2 separate regions of the Homo sapiens genome follow, and region 2 is linked to region 1. Evidence: chromatin contacts called from ENCODE Hi-C or POLR2A ChIA-PET data. All regions are on one chromosome and are shown on one strand. Each heading gives the region's core, a stretch centred on a gene start or an enhancer-like site at or near the end of the contact. The rest is flanking DNA. Distances are from core to core; before and after follow the strand shown.

What was found. Hi-C counts contacts between places; a loop is a spot of excess contacts on that map. ChIA-PET counts read pairs that join two places held with the same protein, here RNA polymerase II (POLR2A).
Region 2: a loop to region 1 is called in a map of heart right ventricle, with 2.0 times the contacts of the local background. The contact joins two enhancer-like sites. A Hi-C loop is called at or near these places in 1 of 168 maps with a recorded cell type or tissue (heart right ventricle). POLR2A ChIA-PET finds 5 or more read pairs at or near these places in 3 of 52 experiments (H1, OCI-LY7 and common myeloid progenitor, CD34-positive).

The regions. Positions count from the first base shown.
Region 1 is chr9:68,976,284-68,983,242 of GRCh38, forward strand. All of the region lies in intron 14 of PIP5K1B (phosphatidylinositol-4-phosphate 5-kinase type 1 beta), which reads left to right. Among named protein-coding and RNA genes, the nearest start is that of PRKACG, 34 kb to the right of the region's middle. Within about 2 kb of position 4,313, at least 7 of the 41 ENCODE cell types and tissues checked have a DNase peak (open chromatin) inside an H3K27ac peak, as active enhancers do; they include heart right ventricle, where a contact is called at or near this core.
Region 2 is chr9:68,820,404-68,827,362 of GRCh38, forward strand. It overlaps PIP5K1B (phosphatidylinositol-4-phosphate 5-kinase type 1 beta), which reads left to right. Exons shown (of 16, transcript NM_003558.4): 4 at 2,212-2,280. The coding sequence starts at 2,212. Among named protein-coding and RNA genes, the nearest start is that of PABIR1, 44 kb to the left of the region's middle. RefSeq lists an enhancer at 5,112-5,613. Within about 2 kb of position 2,613, at least 7 of the 41 ENCODE cell types and tissues checked have a DNase peak (open chromatin) inside an H3K27ac peak, as active enhancers do; they include heart right ventricle, where a contact is called at or near this core.

The DNA.
Region 1 (6,959 bases), core at 3,063-5,562:
TTATTTCCAGTATGCCACTCTGATCTCAAACTTTAGTTAGAGAAGACCAACTAAGGCTAAGAATCAAAACTTTTGGAAGCTAGCAAGACCTGATCAAATCCAAACTCCTGATTTTTACAGAGAAGGGAACTGTGGAGTACAGGAAAATTCAATGTCTTACCCAAATACAGTACTCACAGCTACTTAGTGCCATGTTGCTACCACAACCCCACTACCCTGCCTCTTGCTGTAGCTCCTTCTTTCACATATTGTACTGCTCCTCTGAGCCACAGGGGCCATCGGTGCCCTATGACAGTGGTCCCCAACCCTTTTGGCACCAGGGACCAGTTTTGTGGAAGACAATTTTTCCATGGATTGGACGGCAGAGTAGGGATGGTTTCAGAATGAAACTGTTCTGCCTCAGATCATCAGGCATTAGATTCTCATGAGAAACACAAAACCTAGATCCCTCTCATGAGCAGTTCACAATGGAGTTCATGCTCCTTTGAGAATCTAATGCCACCACTGATTACTGCCTAAGGCAGAGCTTAGGCAGTAATGCTCACTCACCCACCACTCACCTCCTGCTGTGCGGCCTGGTTCCTAGCGGGCCACAGACCAGTAACAGTCTATGGCCTGGGGGTTGGGGACCCCTGCCCTATGATTCAAAAGGTCCCAATTCCTGTTGCCTTCATGGTGCTTTTCTCTAGCTAGAGAACACAGTCAACCCTGTTTTCAATGTGTGCTGTCTACCTGGGAATGTTTCATGGATGGCCCATACTGCCATTTTTTAAATCTACCTAAGCCTCACCTCTGGGATCTACCTAAATATATTCTCTCTTAATTCCATGGATATGAGCTCTAGGAAGGGAACTAATTATAATGTTAGACTCTGCCACATATGAACAGTAAAACACATTGTCCTAGAGAGCAGAAGCCATCCAGTATTGTGAAGCTTAATAGAAATTACTTTGATGGGCCTAGCATGGTGGCTCACGGCTGTAATCCCAGCACTTTGGGAGGCCAAGGCGAGCAGATCACCTGAGGTTGGGAGTTGGAGACTAGCCTGGCCAACCTGGGGAAATCCCATCTCTACTAAAAATATAAAAAATTAGCCAGGTGTGGTGGTGCTTGCCTGTAATCCCAGCTACCTGGGAGGCTGAGGCACAAACATCGCTTGAACCCGGGAGGCAGAGGTTGCAGTGAGCTGAGATTGGGCTACTGCACTCCAGCCTGGGTGATAGAGCAAGACTTTGTCTCAAAAAAAGAAAGAGAAATTACTTTGATGGTGAAGGTTTTTATTTTGGTTTGCTGTTGTTGTTGTCTTGGATGTTATTTTGGTGGCGTATTTTTTTGCATTTATATATTTCATAATCATATAATTATTGGCTTCTTTTTTTTTTTTTTTTCGAGACGGAGTCTCGCTCTGTTGTCCAGGCTGGGGTACAGTGGCATGGTCTCGGCTCACTGGAACCTCTGCCTCCCAGGTTGAAGCGATTCTCCTGCCTCAGCCTCCCGAGTAGCTGGGATTACAGGTGTGTACCACCACACCCAGCTAATTTTTTGTATTTTTAGTAGAGATGTGGTTTCACCCCAGGCTGGTCTCGAACTCCTGACCTTGTGATCCACCCACCTTGGCCTCCCAAAGTGCTGGGATTACAGGCGTGAGCCACCGCGCCTGGCCTATTGGCTTCTTTTTAACATTTATTATTAATATATATCTCCTCAACTTTTGGGGGTTTTTAGGGTTTTTCCCCAGCTTTATTGAGGTATACTTAACAAATAAAAATTATATATATTTAAGGTGATACATTGTAAAATGATTACCACATCAAGCCAATTAACATATCTATCACCTCACGTGGTTATATCTTTTGTGTGGTGAGAACCCTTAAGATCAACTCTTCTAGCAAATCTCAAGTACACAATACGTGATTATTAACTATGGTCACCACACTGTGCCTCAGATCTCCAGAACTTCCTCATCTGGCATACATTTTGGCCAACACCTCCTCACTTCCTCTTCTTTCCACCAGTAACTATCATTCTAGTCTCTGCTTTTATGAGTTCAGCTTTCTTAGATTTTACAAATGAGTTCATGCAGTGTTTGGCTTTTTGCGTCTGGCGTATTTCATTTAGCATAATGTCCTCCAGGTTCATCCATGTTATTGCAAATGGCAGAATTTCCTTCTTTTTTAAGGATGAATACTCTTCCTTTGTATATGTATACCACATTTGCTTTAACCATTCATCAGATAAGGCACACTTAGGTTGTTGCCCCAACTTTTTGGGAAGCTCCCTAAGTTGGTGTTCTGACCATGTCTGCTTACTTTTTGGTTTAAGCCCAGCACTTGGAATGAAGTAGGCACTCAGTATACATTTGAATGGATGATTGGTAGTTTTGTAGGGAGAAAAGCAGATACTGTTTATTATGCTGACAGTTCATTATTAAAGTAAAATTTATATATAGTAAAAATGCAGAAATCTTTGTAGTTCCATAAATTTTGAAAAATATGTACCCAAGTTACCATCACCCAGATCAAGATAAAGAACATTCCCCCATCCCACCAGCAAGTTCCCTTCTGCCCCTTCTTAGACGTGACCCGAAGGGCTTTTCTCCTTCGTTTTTTCCTGGAAGCTTTCTACGTTTAACTTTCACATTTTGTCGGTGATCCATCTCAAATTAATTTCTGTATATGATATGAGTAGGGGTGTCGAAGGTTTCTGTTGTTGTGCTTTAACAACTATTCCTTGTTCCTTTGATGAAATCAAATAATCAAGACTTGTATATAGAAATAGATTTGTCATTGGGAAATGGATCTCTGTATCTCTTTTTCTCTTTTATAATTGAACCATGGTTGCTGGGGATAACTTAGAAACACAGGAAAGGGCTAATTTTCTGCAGTGATTGGATGGCTCAAGGCAATATGTGTAGGACAGGTTACTCCAGTCAGACCTACGTTCAAATCCAAATGCCACCAGAGGTGAGACAAGATAGTCTTAATACTCAAATGTACAAAATAAATAGCCAGAGACCTCACCTAACAGGGTTCTTTTTAATGAGTAAATGAAATAACATGTGTAATACAGTCATCACAGTATAAACATCACAGTCAACGATGCCTGCTAGCTTTACACCTGTGCTTGTGTGTGTACATGTTGGGGTATGATATTGGAAAGAAAAACAAATCTCATAGCGATATACGGTGAAAAAGGTCCCTGAACTTGGATGAGGGTTCCTCTTTAAAAAGGAGGAACCCTTTTTATATTTATATCCTATCACACACAGAGTCACTCCCCTCAAAGGGAGAGGAGGCCCTCTTCTCACCTCTGAGGCTGCTCATGGCAGGAGCTCAGTCACTGCCAGTTCTCTGAGCCATTGTGGCTTCTGTCCTCACAATGAATAAACCTGGAAACACACTGTTTGAGTCTCTTCCTGCCTATGGGTTCTAAGTGCTGCTGTCTGAGCTGTGCCTGCAGCAGGCTTCCTGCTTCTGGTGCTCACTGCGGGGAGGGGAGCCATCGGTTGATACCAGGAGAGAGCCTGCTGCTCTGCTGCCTTCATTAGAAACAGGCAGTCTCCTTGTCTAAAAATAGCAAAAGTGGGAGAGTGGGGAAGAGCAGCAGCCATGCTCAGGGCTGAAAGTGAGAAAGGCAGAAACAAGCAGATCTCTGAAAGCCTCCTGTATGGTGGCAGGCGGCTAAGCATTCTGGGTGCAGTGACTGTGGTCAAAGCTTTTCTACTTCCCTGGGTCCGTGTTGGGGGGTTTTGTAGATGTGTCCACACACTCAGCCAAGGGCTGAGCATGAAGGAGCCGCTCTGTCCTGGCAGGAGCATGAGATGTGCCACACGCTGATACTGTCCAGGCTGCAGCAGGAGCGCTAGTGCTAGTGCTTGAGAATTTCCACACCCTGTAGTATCCTCACCCACTCCCTGCCCCAACCAAAGGTGAGCTTTTTCCCAGTGGGGCACAAGGTGTTGGTTTGACCATCACTTCAGAAGCGCCTGGGTCACGCTGGAATGGGCTTGCCCTTAAGCAGAGTGTGGCTCTGGTACTAAACAAGTCTTTGCAGCCATTAAGTGAGACCAGGCTGTATTTGTGGGTGTTCTCTGCAGGTAGAGCTTTCCTGTCTACATTTGTTATCAGTTAATGTTCTGGTAGCTAAACTAAGAGCAGAAAAGGAATTCTTTCCAAGGTCTTACGATAAATCTGTCTATGCAAGCAGACCTCATCAAAGCCCCATGAAAACAGGCAGAGTCTCAGAGGTAAGAGTCCTGTTGATACTCCTGTTTGCTTATCCCAAAGAGCTTTACCCTCTCTTGGCCTTTCTTTCTCTTGTACTATCCAAACTGATCCTCTTGCTGGCCTTGTGAGATGGGCTGGGCATCTTTCCCACCCACAGATGAGGAACCAGGAGCTCAGTGTCATAACTTGCCCAGCATTGTAACCAGTAATCAGAGACGCAGAGCTTGTATCAAGGCCTCTGCCCTTCGCCTGGATATTCTCTGAGGTTTCTTCCCCACATGACAGTTTCTGAAGGGCAAAAACCTCCTAACATGAAGCAGCCTAAAATGTGGCATGAATTTAAGCAAACTTAGGGGGCAAAAAAAAGACTCCATTTAACTTTGATTTGGGAAACATTTTTCTTTGCATGACCCAGCAATTATGACTCTGAACCCAGAGAGGGAAATATAACCCTAACTCACTGTTGGCCAGGCAGTATACAATATTTATATAGTCACAATACTATAAACTCTATGTGTCAATTTTCTAATTTTAGAGCCAATCTGTGGACAAAGAGGGAGCAATTTTGTTATAGCTGCAAGATAGGATATAAATATGAACAGCCCTGACAAAGTAGAGATAAAAGTTGTTCGGTGTTTTTTAAGTGTGTCTAATATAAAGTGAGAGGGGAAAGCAGGGACAAAGATGAAATAATGTGGGGAGTTAAAGGATACGGTGTGTGGTTGATGGAATAAAAAAGCTCACTAGGTATGTTATTTACAGTTACAAAATAAAATATAAATAGCAAATGTTGGAAGAAGACACAGGGTAGAAGAGGGTAAATGTCCCTCATAGTGAATCAATGGATGCTACCTTAGGTTAAGAATCTTTTAACCCCTGATTCATCAAAAGACATGAAGGGAATCGCCAGAAAATATTAAAAGAGAAATCCCAAAAAGGGCTGCTGCCCCTAGGGAATGGCGGAGGGTGGGGGTGGGGAGGGCAGGAGGTTGTTGCTTTTCATCAGAAGTCATCTGTGTTGTGTGCTTTATTATGATGTTTATTACTTCGATTAAAACAAATTGAGGCAGTGAGAGAATGACTTTTAAAAGACAAAAACTGTGGATAGTACCATATGTTCCCTCAACAAATGCTCTCATGAGAATTAGCTATAAAACACTCATTAGGTCTGCAAACAGAAATCAGAGTGTTCCAGGCTATAAAATTATCAATGACTGTTTTCAGCAGTCCAGCCAGGCTAATGCTCTCCAATGAAGCCAAACTAATGTTGCTGATAACCAAAAGAATCTTTTTTTTTTTTTCTGTAAATGACAGAGGCCTGTGTGGCATCAGGGTGCCATTAACGTTTTCTCCTAGAGAGACAGCCAGGAAGAAAAATCGCTCCTCCTGTACTGCTCTCACCTGTGAGAAGTTTATGACTTGTTCGGAGAGCAGAGCACAGAGCCCGGGAAGAGTACTGGCAGTTTCTGTGTTTTTACAAGGGAAGAACATAGCTGAGTAGATTAACAGTTTCCTGTGTGGCTTGTTGCAAATTACATGCAATTAGCCCTCAGACAGCCTGAATCGAGAGAATTGTGGCAAAACTTGATGGTGCAGAACCTAGGCAGGCAGCCAGACTCCTAAACCCAGTCACGTAAATTTGCTGCTGTAACTGGATCTTCCCAAGCCACAAGTCTGAGAAATGGTGGGCACTCTGACCTGACCACTAGATTTTCAGGATATTCCTCCTAAGAGAGGTATCCTTGCTTCTAAGTGACCCCTAAAACAGAACCTAGGAAACTCTCAGCCAGATAAATTAGAAATTGATTCTAAATAGGCTTGTGCCCAGGAAATCAACAATGCAGTAAAAATATCAGGACAAAAGCAAGAATACTTCCCAAAGTCAGAACTGAGGAGCAATGAATATTAAATTGATCAATGGCATAGACATTTAAATGAAAATCCTTTTTTTAAATGTATATTACTGGCCAGGCACGGTGGCTCACGCCTGTAATCCCAGCACTCTGGGAGGCTGAGGTGGGTGGATCGCCCAAGGCCAGGAGTTCAAGACCAGCCTGGCCAACATGGTGAAACCCCATCTCTACTAAAAATACAAAAAAAAAAGTAGTTGGGCATGGTGGTGCGCACCTGTAGTCCCAGCTACTTGAGAGGCTGAAGCAGGAGAATCGCTTAAGCCCGGGAGGTGGAGGTTGCAGTGAGCCAAGATTGCACCACTGCACTCAAGCCTGGGTGACAGCGAGACTCCATCTCAAAAAAAAAAAAATTATATTACCTTTACTGCTTGGGGCATCTTCAAGAGAAGACTTTGCTGTAGACTATGGATGCATTTATTTGAATTAGATGACTTATTCTTGCGTTATCTCCTTACTCTTTTGATAATTACATTTCATTATTTTTTAAGCCACAATGGACATGCACATACATACTCCTGCATACAGTTTATAGGTTCTTGAGCCTAGGTAAGACTTTATGTCCTATGTGAAACATTTCTTGATTAGGAAAGTTACACCTTTCTCTTCAGTAGTGCATATAACCTTTACTAATCTCTCTTTGCTAAAAATAATGTGACAGTGTTAAACTGAAATATTTTTAGTATCTGTTTTGGCTGAGGCCCAAAACAAAAGTAAATGTGAGACTATAGCACTTGCAAAGGTCAAAACTGGTTTTTGAATGGCAGAAAATCAGCTCTACAGCCCTCAGCTGACTACCCACCTCCAGCCTTTAAAAGAGGTT
Region 2 (6,959 bases), core at 1,363-3,862, 160 kb before region 1:
AGATGCAAATAGAATTGCAAAATTATGTAAGAGGGTGGTTTGATTGGTGGGCAGTACTAGATCTAGTGAGGTTGGCTCACCGTGATTCTTGCGTTTATTTTCCTGGATGGTTTTTAGTCATATCAAGCTCATGGCAGTGTGGGTAAACTCAGTCACTTAGTTCCAAGGCACAGAAATGGTTGATGAATCCCTAGGTTTAGCATATGCCGTGTTTATTAAAAGCCCAGAATTTAAAGCATGCTTCAAAAGCGTAAAAGAAAGTCAGAAATTTTACCCTTCCTTGGTGTATTAAATGTTCTGCATGCAGTTTAAGGTAAGACCCTTAAATTATGGTTCCCTAATTATGAAGTTATCCTTGTTTACCACAGAAGTAGCATAACTGGCTTTAAAAATTCAGATGAATTATAGGTCACATGTGAAAATCTTATCATTAGGAAGAGAGAGAAACACATTTGAAGATCAGATCTCCCAATGAAAAAACATATTTTATCTTAAGGCATTAGAATTCACAAAGATACGCAATAGTTTTGAGTGTGTAAAAATGTAAACTTCTCTATATCATAATTATGAAACAAGTTAAAAGGACACGGTAAGCTGGGCACAGTGCCTCATGCCTATAATCCCAGCACTTTGGGAGGCCAAGGCAGGAGGATTGCTTGAGCTTAGGAGTTCGAGACCAGCCTGGGCAGCATGGCAAAACCCTGTCTCTAACAAAATAATTACAAAAAATTAGTCCCAGCTACTTGGGAGGCTGAGGTGGGAGGATTGTCTGAGCCTGGGAGGTCGAGGCTGCAGTGAGCTGTGATGGCACCACTGTACTCCAGCCTGAGTGATAAAGTGAGACCCTGTCTCAAAAACAAACAAAAAGGCAGATACTAACACAGAAGAATATTAATAATGCACTTGGCAAGCAATTAATGACCTTAAAACATAAAAATAAGCAAACCACTAGTATGAATAACCATAATAGGTAAAAATCAATATCAGAAACATTAAGACCTCCATAGATAAATGGACGAAACAATGGAAGACTCGAAGAAATACAAAGAACTAAAACTGATGTGAAAACAATGTTAACCTTCACCAGTAATTTTCACAGATGCAAATTAAAACCAGGAGATGATTTCTTTTACCTGTCAGATTAGCAAAGCTGTTTAAGATGATAACAGTCATTACTAAATGTGTAATGAAACAAGCCCCCACTCACTGCTGATAGCAGTGTGAATGAGTATACTCTTCTGGAAATAAATTTACCAATATGTAGTAAAAGCTTTAAATTTTTTAATACCCTAGTATGCCCTAGCAGTTCCAAGAATTGAGTCCAAGAAAACATTGAAGTTAGATAAAGATATAAGCATAAAATAATTATTGTACTATTTGCAGGAGCAAAACTCTTTGAGCTGCCTCAACTATCCTTCAATATTAGCATTGACTAAAGTATTAACACACAGTGGTGTCCACACAGTGGTATATCTTGCAACTAGAAAAAAATTATTCTTACAAAGATATTTTTGTAATCAAATGGGAAAATGTTTATTACATAAATGTTCAGTGAAAAATACTGGGTAAGATAGTATTGTAAGTTTTTTCATATGAAAATACACATAATAAAAGGTAGAAATAAATATGACAAAATGTGAATAGAGGAGTTGCCCAAGGGTAGTAGAATTGAGTAATTTTTTTGTTCTGACTCATATTTTTTGGTACTTCCCAGATAATTTTACAGTGAGCATGCATAACCAGAAGAAAAGTTTTTTAAAAGGCTATGTAGCCTGGGCACGGTGGCACATGCCTATAATCTCAGTTACTCGAGAGGCTGAGATGGGAGGACTGCTTGAACTGAAGAGTTTGAGGCTGCAGTGAGCCATGATCACACCACTGCATTCCAATTCCAGCCTGGGTGATAGAGTGAAACCCCATCTCTAAAAAAAAAAAGCTTTGTAGAAAGAAACTTATACACATGTACATGCTTTCTTAGAGCATATGGGATAAAATATATTACGAAAATGTTTTAGATTTATTTTTGAAAGATTAAGGAATGCAGATTTCTTTTTTAGTATTCTGAAATGTTTCTGTCTTCCTTAGGAACAACAGCAATAGCAATAACAAAAACATACTTAACTAAAATAGATCCTTTGGTTAGCAATATTATTAATATATTGTATTTCAGAGTAACATTGAAGTTCAAAGGGCAGTGTGTTTCTCTTGTAGATGTCTTCTGCTGCTGAAAATGGAGAGGCAGCACCTGGAAAACAAAATGAAGAAAAAACCTATAAAAAGGTGAGTGTGCATTTTATTTTCTAAAGAGGAACACCGTTTTGCTGTTTGGCACGTGAATATTATCAAAGGCCTTTCCTTCTCCCAAGCAGTTGTAAGTTACTATCTTAGTTTCCAGTTGCTGCTATAACTAATTACTGCAAATTTAGTGGCTTAGACAACATACATGCATTATCTTATAGTTCAGTGAGTCAGAAGCCTGACATGGGTCTCCCTGGGCTGAGATCCATGTGTTTGCAGAGCTGTATTCCTTCCTGGACACTCCAGGGGAGAGTCCACTTCCTTGTCTTTTCCGGCTTCTAGAGGCTCCCTGCGTGCCCTGTGTCATGGCTCCCTGCCATCTTCAAAGCCAGCAATGGCCGGTGGCGTCTTTCCCAGGCTGTATCACTCTGACACTTTAAAGGGCCTGTGTGATTGCATTGAGCCCTCCTAGGCTCACAGAAATATGGGAAAATATTAATAAAAATTAATATTCTTTATCTAAAAGGTCAGCTGATTAGCAACGTTAATTTCCTCTGCAACTTGAATTCATTTTTGCCTTAGAAGGTGACATATTCACAGGTCCCAAGGATTAGAGCATGGGAATCTTTGGGGGTCAATTCACCATAATATAGAATATTGAGTGAAGAGAGTTGTTTGAAGACCCTTCTTATTCCTAAGAAGAAGGCTCCTGAGGGCATGCAGTGTTCTGTGTATAATATATGAATCCTTTAATGGACTCACTACTTTCCACCAACATTTAAAACATTTCCTACCTTTGTATTTTAAAACTTTTAAAATGTGAGATGCTCCTCTTCCCCACCTTTTCTAAGCCGCTCAGATTTTATGTCTTCAGCCCATTTCACAAAAAGTCTTTTTCCAGACTTCCTAATGTATCTTAACTTACCAGTCTTTGATAAATTCTCGACTCCCAGCTACCAAGCTAATGTTCAAACACGTTACTGGGTAAAATATGTTCCCAAGCACCTCTACTCCTGATTATAAATTGACTATACATTTTAGCTTTTCAAAGTTCTTGCTATTTTGCCCTCTTAAGAGTAGGAGGTTTGTGTATTGAAGGTTTATTATTTCTTAATTTTTCCTTTTATACTTTGATGGACAGCCTGCAAGACGTTTAGTCATAAAGTACATGAGCTATGGGCTCTGACCACATATTCAGGTCATGGAACTAGCATGATGTATTTTCTATTCCATTTTCATATGGGAGAATGTGCCCTTTTTCCTGGCATATCTTCTTTATCTGATTTTTCCACTCAGCCAAACCTTGAAATACAAACTGGGAGGTTGTCATTCAAAGTGATGGTGTGGTTGGAAAAGAGTTGGGTAAAGATTCAAGAGCTCAGAAGTGCCGCAGTATATTTTATAAAATTTGTACATTGGGCCAGAGGCAACAATACACTATTATTTATTTTTAGACACAAGTGAAAAACCAAATCCTGTCTCGTTTACCCAAGATTCCGTGTACATTCATTCAAGCATGGACCAACACAGAGATGATTACGTTGCTAGCCTGTTATTACTTCAGATCAGTTTCAGGTGGTATTCTCAATCAGCATCAAGATGCACTGAAATTCTTGACCAAATTCTGACTCACAGGAGATCCTTTGTCGCTGCAAAAGTTATAGAAAAAATGTGACCATGACATCTCAGAGTTTGCTAAGTGTACCCTGCCCAAGAATTTATTTAGTCAAGCAGGTTTTCAATAATTAGTATAGGTAATTCTATGATTAATGTCTCCAGTAGGATATTTAACTCAGCAATGTTTTTTAGGTTGTAAAAACTAAAAATCAAATTCTATGGTAGGAGAAATAAGGAAAGACACAGAAAACCTAAGGGGACCAGAAATTTTTTTTAATGAACAATTTTTTATGTGTAATAATATCAGGATCTTATTAATGATTTCTGGTTTTAAAAAGTATAAGCAATGGAAGGAGATGTACGTAGCCTCTCTTAAAAAGCACCAAGAAGACCAGCACAGCACTTAGAACTTCAGCCCTTAATAAATATGGTATTGATATGAATAGCAAGAAGAAGGAATCGCTTAGAGAGAGTGTTGTTTTACTGGCAGGTAAAAGCTCAGCTGAATTATTCGGTTTAGTTCTCTGATCTTCAAACTAGAGAAGGTGTTCATGGTGGACTTAGGAGTTAGCTATTGCAAATGTGTTTATCTCCAGGTCCAGATAAACCATTTCCCAGATGAAAGAACTTAAAGCTAGAATAGGAAAACCTCTGAATGTGAGCTTTAAATGAATTTCAGAATGGGAAAATTGTCAGAAAACAGGACATAAGCAAATATTATTCTTATTTTCAAAAATGAGGAAGAGTACATTCTGGAAACCAGATTATAAGTGAGACATTATTCCCCAGTATAATTTGAGCATTATTATTAAACATATGGTTTATACATATTTAGAGAAGAAACATATCTTTTACAAACCTGGAGAAATTCATAAAGATGTAGTTTATTTCAAACTAACTGCATTTCCTATTTTGAGAGAGTCATTAAATTACTCATAAAGAGTATGTTCAAATTTAATGAGTCTTGATTTAAAGGTGTCTAAAAGATTCGCTAGTCTCCTTTCAGACAAGGTGGATAAGTATGGGTTAAATATTATGTTTATTGTGTTTGTATCTGGTTGGACTGATGGTCTCGAAAACTGGCAATTTTGCTCCCTGTTCACTCGGTTTCCACCAGCATGATGCATGAGTTGGCCCTGGGTAGCTTACCATGTTCACCCATGACCTTAATGAAAGCATAAAAGCAGTGCTTTGCAAATGCAAATGACAAAAAAATTGTAAATGATAGCAAACAGACTACACAAGTGTTGTCAAGGCCACCATACATCTTATTCCCTTTACAAATACCTTAAATTTCTTTCCCAGTCCTGAAGCCCTGATCATAAGGTATGCACAGATTTACTAAGAAGCTTTGATGACCCATTGTGTTTTTGCATTGACTGAAGCCAGTCCATGGATCCCAGGTTAAGGCCCCTGGTCCTTTATGCTAGGAGTGAGAAATATACCACAGGAGTTTATAAGTAGCTCACAGTGGAGTGGGAGAGGCAAGACATGAAAACAGTTTTAGAACACAGTAGTCTATAATGAGGAGTTCAAAAGGGAAGAAACCAATGTTGTTAGAATTAAGCAGCAGGTTTAGGCTTTCTGTATGGAGCCCCAGATTTACTGGGCAGCTGCCAGTAACATTCAGCGTCATGAGTGCTATGATTTCCACGTGTTATTAGGGAACACTCAGTGTTCATGGGACAACTTTACACTTTGCGTCTCAGCTATTTGCATGTGATTATTGAGGCTGGCTGCCTTTTGTCTTGCAGTTGACCATTTCCTGAATCCATTCTCAGTTCTTGGCAAGCCCGGGAAGAACAGCTAACATTGGTCCGTGAGGTTAATAATGTCTTCAGCTAATGGCTAAAATAAGAAGTTTGATTTTAGCTGCATAAAACAAACAAGTTGCCCATTAAGACAGGCATTAAAGGCTGCCTGGCTATATTTACAGAGTGGAGTATTTCCATTATCAGTTAATTTATTGAGTGCTTTCCGCAAGAGTTGTAAATGCAGAAGCCTACTGGGGCCAGGCAGCAAAGAAGGGAGTGAGAAAACGAGGGGACCATGGTAAACAGAACCCACGCCTTCCTTAAAAGGGGCAGCAGGCAGTCAGCTCTAGCCAACAGAGCTATGAATGAATGCTCGCCCAGGGTTGCCAGATACTCTGATGTTTTTCAAGAAAAGAGAGATGAAGATTTTGATATGAAATCTGCCATTTTTAAATAACAGCAACTAATTCAAATGTTTTTAAAAATACACTCTGGGCAAAACAGTTTGCCTGCAGGCCCTATCTGTCCCGTAGGCAGTGGCCAGTTTACAACCTCTGACCTCCCTGTTGGTGTAAAAAAGTGAGAAGAAAAAAGGAGGATGCAAAAGAAGTGTAAGAACTTGTCTCTGCCTCCCCTGACCTTACAACTTATTTGGGAGAAAAAAGAGGGACCCACATGAAAAAATTAAATCTTGACCCAAATCGGTGTTGAGTAAGTGCCAAGACAAGTGGTATTTCTCTTTTATTTTTATTTTTTTGAGATGGAGTCTCACTCTATCGCCCAGGCTGGAGTGCAGTGGCACAATCTTGGCTCACTGCAACCTCTGCCTCCCGGGTTCAAGCGATTCTCCTGCCTCAGCCTCCCGAGTAGCTGGGACTACAGGTGCATGCCGCCACGCCTGGCTAATTTTTTGTATTTTAGTTGAGATGGGGTTTCACCATGTTGCCCAGACTGATCTCGAACTCCTGAGCTCAGGCAATCGACCCACCTCGGCCTCCCAGAGTGCTGGGATTACAGGTGTGAGCCACTGGGCCCGGCCAAAAATTCCACTTTTTAAGTGACTGTGCATTCTGATTTACCTACGTGTTTGTCTTGATGTCAGGGAGTCCAATGAGCACAGGCACAGAAACAGGGAGGAGCATGATTTGTTGGCATTACAGGAGAGGCTGGCCTGGACAAAGCTAAGTGGTGGTGTCTGGGGAAAGTAGTAGGCAGTTTTGGAAGTATGGGCTGGCTCTAAATGACAGCTACCCTTGGGTGCTGGTTTGAGGTGTTTGGATTTTATGTTCTAGGCCAGTGTTGTTCAACGGAACTTCCCGCAATGATGGAAATGTTCTATAATTTGCACCA